2 separate regions of the Mus musculus genome follow, and region 2 is linked to region 1. The links are chromatin loops, found by intact Hi-C in ENCODE. Cell type or tissue: heart. All regions are shown on one strand. Each heading gives the region's core, and the rest is flanking DNA. Links, peaks and the distances in the headings are about the cores only. Region 1 has its middle 2.2 kb from the start of Ncald. Region 2 has its middle 80 kb from the start of Gm35019.

Region 1 (2,918 bases), core at 330-2,829:
GCTCTGGGGTACTGGTTAGTTCATAATGTTGTTCCACCTATAGGGTTGCAGATCTCTTTAGCTCCTTGGATACTTTCTCTAGCTCCTCCATTGGGGGCCCTGTGATCCATCCAATAGCTGACTGTGAGCATCCTCTTATGTGTTCAAGCACGTTTTCAAAACAATGGGTGTTACTGTTACCTCTGTGATAACATTGCTTGAATACATGCTAGTTCTAGTTCGAATGCTAGGAAGCAAATCCCCAGTGCCTGTGGCTACACGTGTGAGCCCACCGTGGTCACCATGACGTGGGGATCATTTTATTGTTAATCTTTTCACTGTCTCACCTTACTCATCTTCCTTCATCCAAATCTTCCTCATTTTATTTTTCCCTGTGTCTTATTACTCCTAGAACAAAGCTAGATAAAGACTCTACAATTCCTGGATGCTGAAAATCTTTCTCCCCCTCATAAAAAAAATTAAAACTAGGAGCCTATAATTCATTTGATAGAGTACTCTGCATCGATCACAAGGACCTGGGTTTGATACCAGTGGCAGACCCAGTAAGGAATGTCAGCATATAACTTACTCGTGACTTAGCTAGGGTTAGATTGATTTACTTGGAACCATCCATTGTTAGAAGATTTCGTGAGAACTCAACACTTTTGTCTTCTGTTTTTCCCTTCTGCCTCATTGGTTGTAGAGGGCTCACAGAAAGCCTCTCTTCCATGTTATTTGAAAAAGAAAAGCATCTTGTGTTCCTGTTGCTCCGCATTCTTTCCCTAATCCATGAGTCATCCGTGAGCCCTTGCTGTGCCTGGGCTCTGTTCTAACCACTGGCATCATAAAAATAAGACTCCTGCCCTGAAGGTCTTCAGACGAGCATCCGAGCTGGGCAGATAAACAAGAGCTGGCAGACACATTGAGCCCCTGCCCTGTGGCAGGTGTCCAAATTGTATCATCTATTTCCCTTGTAATTCAACAACCTTGTCATGTGGGCACTGCTGCTAGGGGCACTTTTATAACTTGACCAAGGTCCAATCATAAGAGATAAGATTTGAGGCAGAGAGCTGCAAGAATAGATACAGAGCCTCCCACTGATGCTAAGACAGTAGAGGCCCTGACATCACTGCCTAGCAGTATTGGGGGGTTTCGGGCTGACTAGAATTATCTCCTCACAGCTCAAAGCATGTGCTAGTTGATGCACGCGAAGCTCATTCAGTGGCATTTACCCCGTGTTGCTGGCAAAACAGTCAGAATAATAATAGTTGGACCTGCCTTCGTTTGTGGCAAGTAAAATTATCAGGGAGACCTGTGTTTGAGTGCATATTTTAAAAACAGGTGAGTCATTTTAACCTCAAAAATGACCTGGCATTCAGAAAAAAGAGATGACACATATTCAGTGTAAGGCAGTGTCGTGGGCGAAGGCGCTTGTGTGCTGCCTGTTACCTTAAACTAATTAGCCAAATGTCTGAGCTCCAAGGAGATCATGCTATGGTTTTAACCCTACAGAAGACTGCTCCCTTCCTTATATGTAAGCAAAAAACTCAATCCTATGTGGTTTACAGAGGAGAATGGGTGGCTGAGGGTTGGGTGCATGCTACAGGAAATAGGTCTACGTACACACATCTTCTAGTGGTGAATAACGGTCCAGTGGTTACCTAACCTGCCAGCAATTTAAACCTAAGTCTATGTACAGTGAAGCATACTTATAAACATGATAGGAGACTCAGAATAAACAAATTTGTTTAAAGTATTGAAATGTAGAGGTTCTGAGAATGTCTTGCTTCAGAGGACACCACCTACTGGTAGAGGGTGACATTGCAGTTTTATTTTCTTGATATTAAACTGAATAAAATGGAGAAACGATTGACAAGGCAGCATAGCTTCAGAGCCTGGGCTAAGTCAAGTCAGGCAGCCAGCAGGGAGAACTTGATCCCTGGACACCTACACTTCCCTTCCTACACCTTCCTCCCTCCCAGCCCAGAGCAAGGACCCACACTCCTAAACAGAGAACCAGAATTATATGTAGAACACAAGTCTAGAAAATAGACCTGTTGCTTAAGTCTGCCCCTTATAAGGCATTCAAACCAATTTGCACAGACACTGGGTTCAGCTGCTGTCATTCTAACAAGTAGGTCCATTCCTGACTGTCTTCAGTCTGAAAGTAAAGAATCTAACTTTACACTTTGCCTTTACATTTGCCACGGTACAACCAATAGCATCAGAAAAATAACTTCCAATAAAAACCCATTCTCTCTCTTCATTGGAGCTAGCATGGAAGATGGAATGGGGGAACGGGATGCTTCTGTGGCCAAGCAGATAGGCCATTAGTCCTGTGAAAGATCAGCTTCTATTCTACTGAAGACAGAGTCACAGAACAAAACCAGTTGGCCACAGAGTCACTCATATCTCATAGTGTGTGTATGCACACATGTGTGAGTGTGTTACACATATGAATATGAGTGTGTGCATGCATTTATGTGTGTGTGCACATGTTTGTATGCTTGCACGTGCAGGCGCAGTGTGTGTGTGTGTGCGTGTGCGTGTGTGTGTGACTGTGTCTGTGTATAGTCCTAATGACCCAGGCACACCACCTCTTTCTTCTCCCCACCTTTCAGCTCCTTTGTTTTTTGAATGAGTCCACATTTTCTAAATGGGTTTTTCATAATGCCTTCCTATGGGTTTTACTCAATTTTGTTTAATTGGCTTCCTGTTAATTAAGAATGAGAACGAACTGGGTCATAAGCACTCACACAGAGCTAAAGATCAGCTAACGTGTCCCTGAAGGCAATGAAGCTGTAATTTGGGAACAGGTGGGCTGCACTGTTGACTCCTCTGTGGTAGGGAGATTCCATCTGTGGGATGCCGAACCAGTCACTCAACATGAAACTCCCTCAGTCCGTTATGGACCAGAGAATCGTGGGAGGGTAGAGTGT
Region 2 (2,918 bases), core at 236-2,735, 370 kb before region 1:
TGGACCTGGGCCTGAGTCGATCAGCCCACCAGCTCTCCTACATCCACACCACTGGGGCTAGCTCTCCTGCACTGACCAGATGACAGGCAGGGACAGATCTCTAAAGTGCTGCCTCCAGCAAGGACCAGGATCAGTTTTACCTCTTATTGTCTGACACAGCATGTTTTTGTGGAGAACAGTGAAGATGGCCTTGTATCTTCCTTTGGGGAAAGGGTTGGTTTCGTTTTGGTTGTAAATAGGATAACTGTATCACATTAAGCAAAAGTATGGCATTGCTTTTGTCTTTATTTGTAGATAAATAATTTAAGGAGATATATTCAAAATCGAGTTTTCAGGGGTGGAATGTGATGTTCTCTTGCCACATGACTTTATTAGACTGAACTGAGTTATTCATTAGCCACTCTCCTTGGTGTCAGCATGCAACATAGAGGTTCTCTCTCTCTCTCTCTCTCTCTCTCTCTCTCTCTCTCTCTCTCTCTCTCTCTCTCTCTCTCCTCTCCTCTCCCTCGCTCTCCTCTCCCCTCTTCCTCCTCCTCCTCCTCCTCCTCTTCCTCCTGCTCCCCCCACTCCGCTCCTCCTCCTGGATATGATTTAAGTTCACAGCCAATTGGCTTTAGGTAAGATAGATATCTTATTTAGTCAAACGACCTGTGAGCAGAGCACGTTGGCTTCCCAGAGGAAGACCAGATGTTGCCTGTTCAGCTGCTTCCTCTCAGGGTGGCTGTTCTGCCCTGACCTTCCTCCTGGTTTGGCCTGCAGCTCCTGCTCTTGGCTAGCCAGCTCCTGAAGTTGTGTAAACCCACTCCCTACAAGAAGCATTATAAATACCTCCCCAAAGTCTGATCTCCACTGAGCTATGATGGGGATGAACTGGCCCAAGTTGATGTTTGTAATCAGGCTAATGACTACAAATGTAGTGATTGCTCTTCTTAAGAATAGTGTCCTGGTTAGGGTTTGCTTGTTTGTTTTCCCAACATGACACAAGCTAGAGTCATTTAGGAAGGAGAACCTCAATTGAAAAAAATGTCTCATCAGATTGTCTGTATGCAAGTCTGTGGGGGCATTTTCTTCATTAATGATTGAAGTGGAAGGGCCCAAGCCACTGAGCACAGGGCCATCCCAGGTGTGTGGCCCTGAGTAGCATAAGAAAGAAGGCCGAGTGAGCCACAGGGAAACAGCCAGTAAGCAGTATTCCTTCATGGCCTCTGTTTGAGTTCCTGCCTCTGGGTTCCTGCTTTGACAATAAGCTGTAAGGTGAAATAACCCCTTCCTCCCCAAGTTGCTCTTGGTCATGGTGTTTATCACAGCAGTGAAACTCCAACTATGGCAACTGGGATGGGTTTTAGCCAATGTGCCTCAGTTTCTTCTTTGTTCCTTTTCCTACACGGTAAGCAACAGCTAAATGTTAAAACATTTAAAACAAAAATAACAGCTCAAGGTAAGTAATTTCACTAAGATCCGTTGCTCTGTTCACAAACTATCTCACAGGACTGTATTGTAAGTGTTCCTGAAACTTAATGATTCCAAAACCACAATGAAAAAGAAAACCTGTAGTTGCAGTGGTTCTCAACCTTCCTAACGCTGCCACGCTTCAAAGCAGTTCCTCATGTTGTGGTGACCTCCCAAATATAAAGTTATTTTGTTGCTACTTCATAACTGTAATTTTGCTATTGTATGAATCTTAGCGAAAATGTACAGTATGTTACCTCCCACCACCACCACCACCACCAGGGGTCATGACTCACAGTTGAAAACTGCTGCTTTAGGGCCTGGGGATAGATAGTTCAGTGGTATAGCTTGTGTTCAACATGGAGGAAGTCCTGGGTTCAATTCCTGGTACCAGCCAACTGAACATAAGCACTCTGCCACACACATAGACCTAAAACAAACAGACCCCCTTTAGTCTTTTCCATAGAATGGAGTGGAAAACCATCCCTATTAGAATACATTGTGACCTTTCTGGAGTATTTATTGTCTCAGGCCCTACCTAATTCTGCTGAGAGTTGGACTCAGAATAGAGTACATTATAAACTAATACTTTTTAATTAAAAAATATACTGGGTGCAATCAGGATGGAAAGTGAATGGATAAATAAATTAATGAAAAAAGGAAATATATTGGAGCAGTAGATGCCTTTAATCCCAGTACCTGGAAGGCAGAGGCAAGGATACCTCTGTGAGTTCAAGAATGAGCTAGCCTACACTGCATGGCCCTATCTCAAAAATAAATAAAAATAAATGGAATATTTTCCTACATATATGTATATAAATATTCTAGTGTCCCTGAAATAGCCCTTTCAAGTAATTTGACAGACCTTACACCTCACCCTTTTCAAAGTCGGATATTGAGTCAAGTGCTTTAATTTTATACATACTAAACTTGAAATGATTACATTCGCATGTTTTACTTGGCTAATGATGATACAAAGGCTGTATTTGTGGATAGTCAAGATAGCGTTGCACTTGACGTTCTGTACTTTATCACTTTATGAACAGTGTTTCAGGCCTGTGTAACCTAGAGTCAACACCATCCATAAACACATCTTCAAATGGTTTCAGAGCAGCCATTATGGAAGCCATCTTGCTCATCCCTGCCTCTGCTTTTAGACATTCAGGTGGTTTCCAGGTTCCTCCTATCTAAACAATGTGATTGTGAAAGCTTAGTTAGATCAATGGCTCCTCTCCTTAGGCCAATAGCTCTGAAGGTGTGTGTGTGTGTGTGTGTGTGTGTGAGAGAGAGAGAGAGAGAGAGAGAGAGAGAGAGAGAGGGAGAGGGGGAGAGGGGGAGAGGGAGAGGGAGAGGGAGAGGGAGAGGGAGAGGGAGAGGGAGAGGGAGAGGGAGAGGGAGAGGGAGAGGGAGAGGGAGAGGGAGAGAGGAGACCCCCTCCCCCGCTCTGTGCCCTTCCCCCAGCTTTTTGC

What was found. Hi-C counts contacts between places; a loop is a spot of excess contacts. Peaks named below come from ENCODE experiments on the same cell type or tissue, not always from the same donor. Only the 100,000 strongest peaks of a DNase experiment are listed, where the experiment ranks them.
Region 2: it touches region 1 in a loop (6-fold over the local background); 2 of 42 quality-filtered maps call a loop at or near these places.

Annotation. Positions count from the first base shown.
Region 1 is chr15:37,460,082-37,462,999 of GRCm38, reverse strand. It overlaps a transcript of Ncald not described here. Among named protein-coding and RNA genes, the nearest start is that of Ncald, 2.2 kb to the right of the region's middle. In heart, for the core only: a CTCF peak has its summit at 1,774 (motif pointing left); no DNase peak of the experiment used is centred there.
Region 2 is chr15:37,826,675-37,829,592 of GRCm38, reverse strand. No RefSeq gene overlaps it. Among named protein-coding and RNA genes, the nearest start is that of Gm35019, 80 kb to the left of the region's middle. In heart, for the core only: a CTCF peak has its summit at 1,726 (motif pointing right); no DNase peak of the experiment used is centred there.